Linked DNA regions of Homo sapiens: region 2 is linked to region 1. A link is a contact called in ENCODE Hi-C or POLR2A ChIA-PET data. All regions are on one chromosome and are shown on one strand. The core of a region is the stretch at or near the end of the contact, and the rest is flanking DNA. Distances in the headings are between cores, read along the strand shown. Region 1 holds the start of RAD9B (RAD9 checkpoint clamp component B). Region 2 overlaps CUX2 (cut like homeobox 2).

Evidence for each region. A loop is a pair of places that touch in the nucleus more often than their neighbours do. ChIA-PET counts read pairs that join two places held with the same protein, here RNA polymerase II (POLR2A). Pooled maps may share reads with other maps.
Region 2: a pooled map shows a loop between it and region 1 (8-fold over the local background). The contact joins the enhancer-like site here to the promoter of RAD9B in region 1. A Hi-C loop is called at or near these places in 4 of 50 pooled maps. POLR2A ChIA-PET finds 5 or more read pairs at or near these places in 2 of 52 experiments (activated CD4-positive, alpha-beta T cell and activated naive CD4-positive, alpha-beta T cell).

The regions. Positions count from the first base shown.
Region 1 is chr12:110,498,999-110,505,168 of GRCh38, forward strand. It overlaps RAD9B (RAD9 checkpoint clamp component B), which reads left to right and starts at 3,333. Exons shown (of 11, transcript NM_001286535.2): 1 at 3,333-3,385; 2 at 4,808-4,878. The coding sequence starts at 3,340. It overlaps VPS29 (VPS29 retromer complex component), which reads right to left and starts at 3,113. Exons shown (of 4, transcript NM_016226.5): 1 at 3,051-3,113. The coding sequence starts at 3,053. LOC124903015 (a long non-coding RNA gene) reads left to right here. Exons shown (of 2, transcript XR_007063458.1): 2 at 1-827. RefSeq lists a silencer at 126-420 and an enhancer at 2,942-3,081.
Region 2 is chr12:111,054,094-111,060,263 of GRCh38, forward strand. All of the region lies in intron 1 of CUX2 (cut like homeobox 2), which reads left to right. Among named protein-coding and RNA genes, the nearest start is that of CUX2, 23 kb to the left of the region's middle. RefSeq lists an enhancer at 3,500-4,355. Within about 2 kb of position 3,043, at least 9 of the 41 ENCODE cell types and tissues checked have a DNase peak (open chromatin) inside an H3K27ac peak, as active enhancers do.

The DNA of each region.
Region 1 (6,170 bases), core at 2,083-4,582:
TACAACAGGTTGAAATGTTTGGTACTAATAATGAATGAGCTGTTCAATCTGAATGTACCAGAAAGAACATTAGTAAGACATGGTACTTTATAATGATTGATGACCTAATTCTATAAAGTACTGTGGATTATCTCCAAGACTCAAGACTATTAGCAGTCTAAAGATATAACTGTATGAATGACCACACAATCATTTCAAATTAGTAGGGATCCTTACTAGGACAGAATCCTCTGGTTTCCTGCTGATGACAAAGTTATGGGGAAATAGTGTTACATAACACGTGTCATACTTTGAAACATGTTCCCGCCCAAATTCCACACTTTGACAAATCGGGATAGACATAGATGATAGAGTCCTTTAAGAAAGCAAAAGATCCTGGAAATGGCAGTCTTATTAAATTAAAATAAAGAGCCAACCCAATCAAAGCATGGGAATTCGGTTACTTCCTTTCAACAGACCTTAAAAGGGTAAGAAATCCAGTCAGTAAACAGCCACCCAACCACCACTGTTAGTAGGAGCTAAGTGAAGAAACTTACTCTGTGCCCAGCCTTAGTGGAATGAAGAAGTTGATTGCAGACAGGGGGGATGAAAAAAAAAGGGTGAAACATGACCAATGTTAAAAGAAAGCAACAAAAAGAAACCAAAAAAAAAAAAGAGAACAAAAAACCCATACCAAATGAGCAAACAATTGTTAATGATTTCTGAGTGTTATGAAAGAAAATGTTAAAAATCAGCTGTGCTCAAAACAATACCAAAATAAATATTTGCTTTATTTTTGAACATGACACACACACTTTTTAATAAATTTGTCTTGTCAGTTTCTCCTACTTTTCCTAATCTTGTTCTGTACATCGACTTCCATCTCTGTTTTCCATTCTGTTTAGATTTTTATAAGATTTTATAAAATAATGAATTTGGATTTCTACAAGACACTGTGGAAAATTTATCATCAGTAATAGCTGAAAGGCTAACATTTTCTGGATTCTTAGGGTTTAATTATTCAAGTATATGGATGTTAATTATCTTACATTCAAAATTCTAGTAGCTGGAAAATTATGCTGCGGCTAGGTGATTTTTTGTAGCTGATGCAACACAGCACCATGAATACATTATCAAGTGTTGAACAAATCAACTAAAGGTGAAGACAAAATAATAAAAACAAACACATTTATTCAGGTAAAACTGGACCTTTCCCACACTTGAATTTGCTGCCCACAGACTCTGGACACTGTACTGAGTGTTGAACGTCTGTATCCTTTGCCAAATAAAATGCTTTTAATCATGAAAGAACTGGCTAATGCTAAATTTTTCCCAGTTCTATTTCATATGAAAAATGATGTTCCAGTACAACTACCCTAAATAAGAGGGATCACTTCTCAAACAACTTGAGAAACATTAATATTTTGAAACCATGGCAAGTAATTATGTCTTCTCCCATGGATAGGTGTCTCGAAATTACTGTAAACGGATTACTTTAAATTGGAGTCTGTTTAGAAGCAAAAATTAAAAGTGAGATTAAAGATTTTAAAGAAGCATGCACCATAAATCTCTGGCTGCCATGTCTGTAAGTCCCCCTCTTGAAAAGGCTGTTTGTCATGCAATAGTAATAATCTTAAAAATGCATAGCTTCTTTGGTTTCCTTGTAAAAATAAAAAAGAATGCAATAAATGCCTGTCAGAGGTAGACGTCCCTTTACAGCCAACCTCCATCAACACAAATATGAAGATAATCACAGCTCCATTTCAAACAATTGATTTTTTTTTTTTTTTTGAGCAGCAGCAAGATTTATTGTGAAGAGCGAAAGAACAAAGCTTACACAGGGTGGAAGGGGACCCGAGTGGGTTGCCCCAAACAATTGACTTTTTAAGAGTCAAAGGCACCTTTGAAAATATGATTACAGGCCGGGCGCGGTGGCTCACGCCTGTAACCCCAGCACTTTGGGAGGCCGAGGCGGGTGGATCATCTGAGGTCGGGAGGTAGAGACCAGCCTGACCAACATGGTGAAACCCCGTCTCTACTAAAAATACAAAAATTTAGACGGGCTTGGTGGCGGGCGCCTGTAATCCCAGCTACTCGGGAGGCTGAGGCAGGAGCTGAGGCTTGAACCCGGGCGGCATTGCAGTGAGCCGAGATCGCGGCATTGCACTCCAGCCTGGGCGACAGAGCGAGACTCCATCTCAAAAAGAAAGAAAGAAAATATGATTACAGCTCTGAGTCCTCTCTAGTAGAGGCCCCCAGTTTTTATGTAGGAAGGTCTGAGGGGCACCAAACTACTGGGGGTGAAGGGGTGATTGCTTGAAGGTGGCTGGGGGAGACTAGGTAAGTCTCCAACACCGGCACTCTCCCCAGAAAAATGTGTATATTCACAAAAATTTCCCAACAGTTTCAATGAGTTCACACATCATTAAGGAATCCTACCCTAAAGAGGCGTAGCAACCCGTGGAAAGAAACAGTTCCAGCAATTGCAAGCGCCAAATCCCGCCCTCTGAGAGCACACCTGCTCATCTCAATGGCAGCTAGATGTTATTTCAGGAGCGAGGAGGGTGGTTTATTCCCTTTCCCTAGATGGCAAAGTTAAACGGGTACGAAATTCTGCTCGCTACTTCCTGTTCTGCATTCGAGAGGCCAGCTTCCACCACTACACCCCAACCAGCGGGAGGTGCTTTTTGCGGGAAACGAGTAGGAACCGTCTGGAAACGGAGGACCGTGCCCCTATCCCCGGAACATTCGAGGTATAGGACCAAAGGCCTTCCCTGGCTCGGGCGTGCGTGTCTCGTGACAGGTCGGGCTGCTAGAGGGGCCTTTTTACCCCTTGGATGGCCTCTGGCCCCTTGGGGCCGGGATACGAGACCTAGGCCAGCCGCACCCAGAGGTGGCCGCTCCCTTCCTTCCCTAGACCTCTTCTGGGCCTTTCCCAGGCCAGCGCCTGGGCCCTGACGCCGAGGCCTCCGGGATTTCCCAATTCCTCGCCCTCGGCCTCCCCACGGCTCCCAACAACGCAGCACCCCACCCGAGAGCCAGGCCTTGGTCGCCGCAACTGCAGCCCTCACCATCCTGTCACCGGGCTCCGCTCAGTCACCACCACCGTCGCCGCCCTCTTCCTCAGGCTCCTCGGCGACCCGCCCACTTAACCGCAACCAATGAGAGCAGAGGGAGACAGAAATTGCCGTACGGAGGCCCGCACGGACCCTTCTCCGCCGTAAAGCCGTTTGGGAACTTGTGGAGGCGGGGTGGTAGAGTGCAGAGACGAGATCGCGAAGCTTTGAAAAGCGCGGGCAACATCCGGGCACCTGGGCCGTCGAGCTGAGGCGCGCCTTCCGAGCCTGCTTTTTAGGGCGGATGGCAGCCATGCTGAAGTGCGTGATGAGCGGCAGTCAGGTGAAAGGTGGAGCGGCCTTTGTTGTCTTCCCATTTAGCAGAGAGAAAAGCAGACGTTAATAGGTCGTCCCTACCATTGTCTAATTTTTCCTCTTTGCCTTTTTGCGCAATGACTGAGGACGCACGCCCTGGCCACAGCCCCACCCACTCAAGTCCCTGTTAACTTCTGAGGGGAGGATGAGGACCCATCTCGTGTGACTTAGAGGCAGATGTAATATGGGTGGTATCCGGGAAATAGAGTTGTACCATCGGGCCACAAACTCGGGATGCTGAGGACTGCATGGGGAAGAGTTGAGAGAAAAAAATAATGCTTGGACAGTAAAAGTATTTTTGTGCCAAGAGAACAGCATTAACCTGGTTTTTTTTTTCCCCAGATTCTACCATTTTTAAAAATGTATGAACTTGGAAAAGTCACTAAATCTCTTTGGGGCTCAGTTTCTAAAACGGAAACAGGGGTAATGACAGCACCTTCGTCACAGAGTTTGTTTGGAGGCAATGAAATGGAAATGCGTGTAAAGAGCCCAGTAATAGATGGAATGTACAAGAACTATTAGTGTTGTAAACGGCGCTTTCAAAATGGAAGTTAGGCCGGGTGCAGTGGCTCACGCCTGTAATCCTAGCACTTTGGGAGGCCAAGGCGGGTGGATCACCTTAGGTCGGGAGTTCGAGACCACCCTGACCAACATGATGAAACCCCGTCTCTACTAAACATACAAAAATTAGCCGGGCTTAGTGGTGGGCGCCTGTAATCCCAAGCTACTTGGAAGGCTGAGGCGAGAGGATCGATTGAGCCCGGGAGGTTGAGGCTGCAGTGAGTTGAGCTCGTGCCACTGCACTCCAGCCTGAGTGTCAGAGTGAGACTCTGTCTCAAAAAAAATAAAAAATAAAAAGAACATTAACAATGTCGTACGGGATCAGACTAGTGTGTTTTCCAGCCCTAAATGTGTTCTGTGGTGGGGAAATCTGGCTGCCCTCAAACATCAGAGATGTATGTTGGATACCCCTAATTTCTCTCTCATGACTTGTTGTGACTTGGCTATCAAGCTATTAAAACCACTTCAGATTATCTTCTCCATGCACTGTTTTCACAGTTTTTGGGGGGTCAAATACATTTATCTAAATCAAGTTGTAAAATACATTAGTATGGAAATTGGTTTGCACAGTAGCTCCATGCAACACTGTAAACATATAGAAGGACAAATTTCGGTCAATTTTATCATTTCACACACTACAAATTTATTGAGCCCTGACTATGTGTCTGGCATTTTGCCAAGGGTATTATACTGTATTAAAGTAATGTAGCATTAGTCTGTAAGATACTGTTATTTTTGAATTTCTCTTGAGTCCTCTGAATGCTGAACTAGTCTTGTGATTTGTTTTTATTGTTAGAGGGAAAGAATATAAGCATCACCTTTCTTTTTCTCCATAGTATTTGGGAAAGCAGTTCAAGCTCTATCACGAATTAGTGACGAGTTCTGGCTAGACCCATCTAAAAAAGGTGTAAGTAAGAAAGTTAACAGATCACGTATCAAGGCAAGAGGAGATGTTTAAAGATCCCAGTCCAGATTGAATGTTAACTAGGAAATCCAGAAATTGTAATTATCCCTTTCACTGTTTATCTTTATTTTACATATCTGAATACACTTAGAGCATGGTAAAGTTGAAAATATGCAGATAAGCTTGATTGATTTAAACTGGAAGTCACAAACTGGTAGTTAAGAGACTAGCTACGGTCTGCAGGAATGTTTGTTGGCCTGCACTGTTTTTTTTTTTTTTTAATTTGAAATAATTTCCAACATTTAAAAATTGAGGCCGGGCGCGATGGCTCACGCCTGTAATCCCAGCACTTTGGGAGGCCGAGGTGGGTGGATCACCTGAGGTCAGGAGTTCGAGACTAGCCTGGTCCACATGGTGAAACTCCTTCTCTACTAAAAATATAAAAATTAGCCTGGCATGGTGGTGGGCACCTGTAATCCCAGCTACTCGGGAGGCTGAGGTGGGAGAATTGCTTGAATCCAGCAGATGGAGGTTGCAGTGAGTGAGCCGACATGGTGCCACTGCACTCCAGCCTGGGCAACAGAGTGAGAGTGAGACTCCGTCCCAAAAAAAAAAAAAAAAAAAATTGAGTCAAATTTTTCCTGCTTCTCTTGAAAATTCAGAAGACCTGACAGTTTTGGGACTGCATTCATTCCCAAGTGGAAGTAGTTGGCTGAAACTGAGTAATGGTTTCCCCGCTTAGACAAGGTGTGAGACCGCCAATATGCTGTAACTCCCTTATATATTGCAACTCCCTTATATATTGCCTTTTGCCATTTCACACATTAAGGTTAAGGCTCATGACTGGGTGTGGTAGTTCACAAATGTAATCCCAGCACTTTGGGAGGCTGAGACAGGAGGATCACTTGAGCCCAGGAGTTCGAGACCAGCCTGAGCAACAAAGCAAGACACTACCTGTCTCTACAAAAAAATTTTAAAAATTAGTCGGGTGATATGTTGTGTGCCTGTAGTCCCAGCTACTTGGAAGGCTGAGAGGAGGGAGGATTGGTTGAGGCCAGGGGTTTGGAGGCTGCAGTGAGCTGCGGTGGTACCATTGCACTCCAGCCTGGCCAACAGGCTGGTTTTTTGAAAAAAAGTAAAAAAGAAATTAAAAGAAAGTTAAGGCCCCTGTAGGCATTTACTATTTTATGTTTTCAACATGTAAACTTTTAGATTTAACACATATATGTATTCAATATAATATACATATATGTATACACCTATATATACGTACATGCTTGTATATATACATGTAT
Region 2 (6,170 bases), core at 1,793-4,292, 550 kb after region 1:
CAATGAACCGAGATCGCGCCACTGCACTCCAGCCTGGGTGACAGAACAAGACTCCATCTCAAAACAAAAACAAAAACAAAAACAAAAAACAGATTCCTGGCTTTCTCTTCAGTGTGAGAGCTGGCGTCCCCGGGCCTGCATTTCACACAGGGCTGGGTTCTGGGGGTGTGGGTTTCCCATTTTGCAAAACCTCTGCTGAGCCCAGGCCTCCCTGTGCAGCTTTCAGTGTGGCCCTCATATAAGCGTGTGAGTTATAATAGCAACCTCACCCTAGGCATTAGCTGTGCCAACTTTGTGACTGGTGTGGAGGTGACTCTGCCTTCTCTGGCCTCAGTATAGCCATTCCAGATAATGGGCAGAATTTACATGACCTTTCAGCAATGAGAGCAGCTCAGAAGAGCTTTTTAAATTTTTTTAAATTTTATTTTTATTTATTTCTAGTTTAACAAGCACTTGCCAAGGGTGGCTTATGTGACTCTAAGTACTTTCTAAATACCATCATTTAGTGGTTTAATTCCCATCACAATTCTATGCTGTAGACATTCTTTTTTGAGATGGAGTCTCACTCTGTCACTGAGGCTGGAGTGCAGTGGTGTGATCTTGGCTCACGGCAGCCTCTGCCTCCCGGGTTCAAGAGATTCTCTCACATCAGCCTCCTGAGTAGCTAGGATTACAGGCGCACACCACCACGCCCGCCTAATTTTTGTATTTTTAGTAGAGACGAAGTTTCACCATGTTGGCCAGGCTGGTCTTGAACTCCTGACCTCAGGCGATCCACCTCCCTCAGCCTCCCAAAGTGCTGGGATTACAGGCATGAGCCACCACACCCGGCCCTAGACACTCTTAATATTCCCATTTTGCAGAGGAGGAAGCTGAGGCACAGAAAGGTTAAGTGACTTGTGCAAGGCCACACAGCAGAGCCAGGCAGTCTGACTCCACAGTCCATGTTCGTACGCTCTCCTGTCTCTTGTTATTTCTCTTTACTATGCAAAGCAGAGACTGTGTATCATTGGGACAGGGCTACTACATGTCCAGGTTCCCTCTTTTCTCCCCAGAAGCTGCTGTATGTGCAGATTGGCCTCATAAAGGTCTAATGTGATGATGGGTGGCTCTTGGTGGACCATGTTGTCTGGCAGGAGTCGGGGCCTGGGCCCAAATTACTGGGACAAGCATCAGGGATGTCAGAGTCCCAGAGGCCACCGTCAGAGCTGGTCACCATAGCAGCATACACTGGGGGACTAGGCCAATTTCCTGTCCTTCCTATCCTGGGGTAGCTGGACCCTGGGACCCTCGGGCCAGCAGCCTGGAAGTCGCAATGAGGCGGCCCCGGCCCTCGGAGGATATCCTCTTCAGCCTCTGCAAGCAAGGGGGTTGGTCCCACGGCCCTTGGCCTACTTTGTGAAATTCATCTCTGGAAAAAAATTATTCTCTGAGCAGAGCAGAGCATCTTGGCATATCACAGTGGGTGAGGCCTGCTGAGGCCGTCTGCCTCCCTGGAGGGGGCGAGGAGAGAAACCAAGGCCCAGCTCCTGCCTCCCGCCTGGCCCCCAAGGTGGGGCACCTGAGGAAGGCAGCCCCCCTTCCCCCAGCCCCCGGAGCTTGCCCGACTGCCCCAGCGGTCCCATCGGCGCACGTTTCCTGTCCCCTGCCCAGGATGGCACCCCTAGAAGGTTGGGGCTGGCCCAGCCTCCCTACAGGTAAGTAGGCTTGAGCCAGAGGATAATTTGTTTCTGTGGGATGTATTGATGAGCTGCCCTAATTAGGCACCTTGCTAATGAGAATCAAACCACTTCGCTGGGAGTCGGGCTGATCGCAGCCTAGCTCTGCCGTGAAGCAGCCATGGTCCTGAGCAGGCCACTTAGCTGCGTGGCTCTCAGTGTTATCTTCTGTAACATGGGGCTTCCTGCGTTCTTTCCCCTCCATAGCTAGATTGTTTGCTATGCCCCTGGAGACCTCGGGGGCTGTTGAGATCCGAGGCAAAAGGCGGAGGCCAATTGTGGCTTTCTTTGGGTGTTCTTGTCACTGGTGGACAGATCCATGGATGCGTTTCTCATGCCGGCCTCTTGGATGGATCTGTCAGGGAAGGAGGATGCTAGAGACGAGGACTGTTCTTAACATGTGTGACTGCATGTGTCTCTGTAAACGCAGCAGTCATTTGTTGCTGGGTAGCAAGCCACCCCAAACTTAGTGGACAGAAACAACTCTTGTATACCTGATTCTGTGGGCTGGAATTAGGACGGAGCCCAGTTGGTTCAGCTTGTCCCCACTCCATGATAGCTGTGGCTTCATCTGGGCAGATTCAACATTTGCGGGTAATTTGACAACTCCCACATCTGGCAATTGATGCTGGCTGTTGGCTGGAACCTCAGCTACCTGTGGGAACCCCAGTTTATGGCCTCTCTGCAGGGTCTCTCTGTGTGTTCTCCTTTGGGCTTCCTCACAGCATGGTGGCTGGGTTCCGAGAGGCAACATCCTGAGAGAGCCAGGTGGAAGTGCAGGTGTTTTCATGCTCTTGCCTTGCAAGTTGCTAGTATCACTTCCATCTACTCTGCTGATTGGGGCAGTAACAAAGGTGGGCCCAGGTTCAAAGGGAGGAGGACGTAGATCCCACCACTGGGTGGAAGGAGTGTCAAGGTCACCTTGCAGGAAGCCTTGGTGGCGAGGGATATTATGGCAGCCATCTTTAGAAAAGACAGTTGGCTACAGTGAGGGCGATGGTGGTGGTGATTCAGGTGACTCAGGCTGGTTGTGACAGGCTGTAAAGGGAGCCAGTGCGGCAGGAAGTGGCTGAGCAGGAGAGTAGATGTGACAGGAGGTTGTGTGAGGTGAGTTGGTGTGACAGGAAGTAGCCAAGTAGGGAGTGGGTGTGACAGGAGGATGTGTGGGGGACAGAGTGTAACAAGCGGTGGCCAAGCTGGAATGGTTGTGACAAGAGGTTGTGTGAGGGAATTCAGTGTGACAGGAGATTGTGTGGGGGAGTGTGACAGGAAGTGGCCAAGTAGGGAGTGAGTGTGACAGAAAATGGCCAAGCTGCAATGGTTGTGACGGGAGGTTGTGTGACGAGAGTGAGTATGACAGGAAATGGCCTGAGCTGCAGTGGGTGTGATAGGAAGTGGCCCAGTAGCAAGTAAGTGTGACAAGAAATTGTGTGGGGGAGTCAGTATGACAGGAAGTTACCAAGCTGGAGTGGATGTTACAGGAAGCTGTGTGAGGGCAATGGGTGTGGCAGGAGATTATGTGAGGGAAGTTAGTGGGACAGAGACGGCTATGTGAGTGGAGTGGAGTGGGTGTGACAGGAAGTGGCCACTGGAGATCTGGCTTTGTCTGCCATGATGGAAGTGGGCCTGCCAGTGACAGGGCCCTAGATGCTGACAGCACCACCTTTCCTTGCTTTCCAAGCTGCCCTCTTGAGGGCCTCAGGGTGACCAGGCCGATTCCAACGTGGGGACCCAGACCTCCTTACACGGGCCCCATCTTTCTCCCTGCCCTAGCCTCCACCATCTTCCTGTCTTCCTGTGGGCCCCTCGCTCCCCACTTCTGCCAGCAGCCTCCCCTTCTGCCAGAAAGAGTGACTCCCACCTCAACAGCCTGGAAGCACTCCAACTACCGTACTTTTCTTCAAATAAAAGCAGCTAATTAACATTATTCTTTAATTATTGCCTTTATCAACAAGGGGTCTGATTTCTACCAGCAGGATAGTTGCTTTCCCTTAAACTACCCAAGTGAATGCTTCAGTTCCTGGTGCTTTTGAAATGAATTTGATGTCATCTGCCCAGAGTCACTTAATGGGGACGCCTGGGTAATGACTGAACGCGCTAACTCCGTTAGCAGCCCTGGAAGCATGTAATTTGGCCCCTCAGGCAACAGCACTTTTGAAATCTCTGGATAGTTTTGAACTCTCTGTTCTTAATTAAATATGCAATTTTTCACGGTAACCAGGTTAATTCTTTTGTGTTGTGTTGTAATACTGTTAGGAATTTTCATAGTTCTTATTAAACATTATTCAGGCATTGTGAATTCCATAATTAAAAAAAATGAAAAGAACAAAGCTTGATTCACTCCTTTCTTTTCCCTGGCTAATTTATCAAATGAATTTTGCAAATTTTTCTTTCTGTCCCCAGACAGTGTGGCAAGTGTTTTAAAGGGGAAGGATTTAATTGCCCTGTAGGGATTGGCTGGTTATGAAGGATTTGGCTGTTTGATTAGTAAACCCAGTTGGGAATGGTCTAATGCTCCATGATCTTAAAAATTGTCTGATTGTACCCTCTCCAAGGAGGCCTCTCTCTTCGTTATGTAGAGCATCAACTTCACACAAGTGTGATTATTAGGTAGTGAGGAAAGGGAAGAGAGAAAGATCTGACTTTACTTTAAATTGGGGATCTTGGGAGATTTTTACCTCCATTTCCCTGGCTGGGGAGGAAGGGAGAACACTGAAGAGACACAGAGAGAGAGAGACAGAGAGAGAGAGAGAGAGACAGACAGACAGAGAGAGAGACAGAGAGGGAGCAATTCTCTCATCTCAGATACAGGAGAAGCTGGAGGGTGGCTGAAAGGGTGGGGCCCAAGGAGACGTTTTAGTGCACCCTTGCAGATAGTGGTGTTACAGGAAGGGGGTCCCGAGCGAGACCCCAAGATCTCACGCAAGAAAGAATTCAGGGAGAGACCGCAGTGCAAAGTAAAAGCAAGTTTATTAAGAAAGTAAAATGGTGAAAGAACAGCTACTCCATAGACAGAGTAGGACATTCCTGAAAATAAGAGGAGGAACACATCCACCCTAGGTACAATACTCATATATATGGGGAGATATGCTCTGTGACAAGGGTTTGTGATAAAGGATTAATTTTCTTAATTACTATATTTTGCAATAATCAATATTGTTATCTTTAAAGCAAAATTAGGAATCCCTTTGTTCTCCAAATATTGGGATATCTGGACACTCCCAAGTCTGGGTGTGTTTAGTAAACATTATTAATTTGTTCCCTTAACCGTAAACATCTAGAGGCTCGGAATGCTGAACTTTCTGAGGATGCAGCCCAGCAGGTACCAGCCTCATTTTCCAGCCCTCACTCAAAATGGAGTCGCTCTGGTTCAAATGTCTCTGACAGTGGCACCTGCCACACTGGTCAGCTGGAGGGGGCCCCTCTTTGCAGGGCTTCTCGGGGAGGTGGGAGGGGAGGAGGGCTACATTTCCATTCTGGAATTGGGCCCAGTCTCTGAAAAAATGTGCAGACTCCACACGGAGCAAACTGGGTAGAAATAACCATATCGCCCAAATGTTCTTGATAAGGCTAGGTGCCCCTGGCCCCAGCGAGGGGCTTCTTGGCAGAGATAGCCAGGCCAACTCCCAGTGAGGGGAGCAGGACTACTGCCTGATTCCTGGACCATTTTGTTTTCTATGAGGGCCCCATTGATGCCTCAGTTTCCCTCACCTTCCAAATGGGGCACGTGACTCTTCTGACTTTCCTAGGTCCCCCCACCCAGGGTCAGCTTTCTGTATCCTAGAGGTGGGGAGGTGGGAGATGAAGTGGGGGCAGGGTGGCAGGAGCCAGATCACCTTGAGGGCTATGGTGAGGAGGTGGGATTGTTTTCTAAAGATAGAGCCCCTTAGATATAGGAGGAGGGGAGGGTGATGTGGAAGGGGTGCTACCAAGGAGAAGGTGGTCGTGGGGGGTCCTCAGTCCTGGCTGGGATGCCGAGGGTGGGGGCAGTGAGGGAGGTGTTGGGGAGAGCATGGGCCCCTTTCTCCCCAGCTTACCCCTACCAGACTTAAGCCTGACTTCTGGGGAAGCCCCCTTCCCTGCCCCCGACCTTGGGATCCTGACTCACATGGTCTTTCCAGCAGGTCCAGGGCTCCATTTAGAATCACTCCCGGGAAATCATGGCAGGGAGGTGGCAGTGACTTCTGTTAGGTCTTGTGGCAGTGTCCTTTGTTGATTCTCTTGGTTAAAACCAAGAGTTTTGGACCCTGAACTCTGCTGTGAGAGATCTTTATTGAAACCGAATCATGACCCCACACCCTCTCCCCAACTGAAAAGCTTTCAGTGGCTCCCTATTGTTTATGGGACAAAGTCCAAACTTCTACCTTATGAGGCTGGTCGTGAGCACCTCCCCTCACCCTCATCCAATCCCACCATGTCATCTCTTATAAACTTCCTCGTCCCCAAATCCCC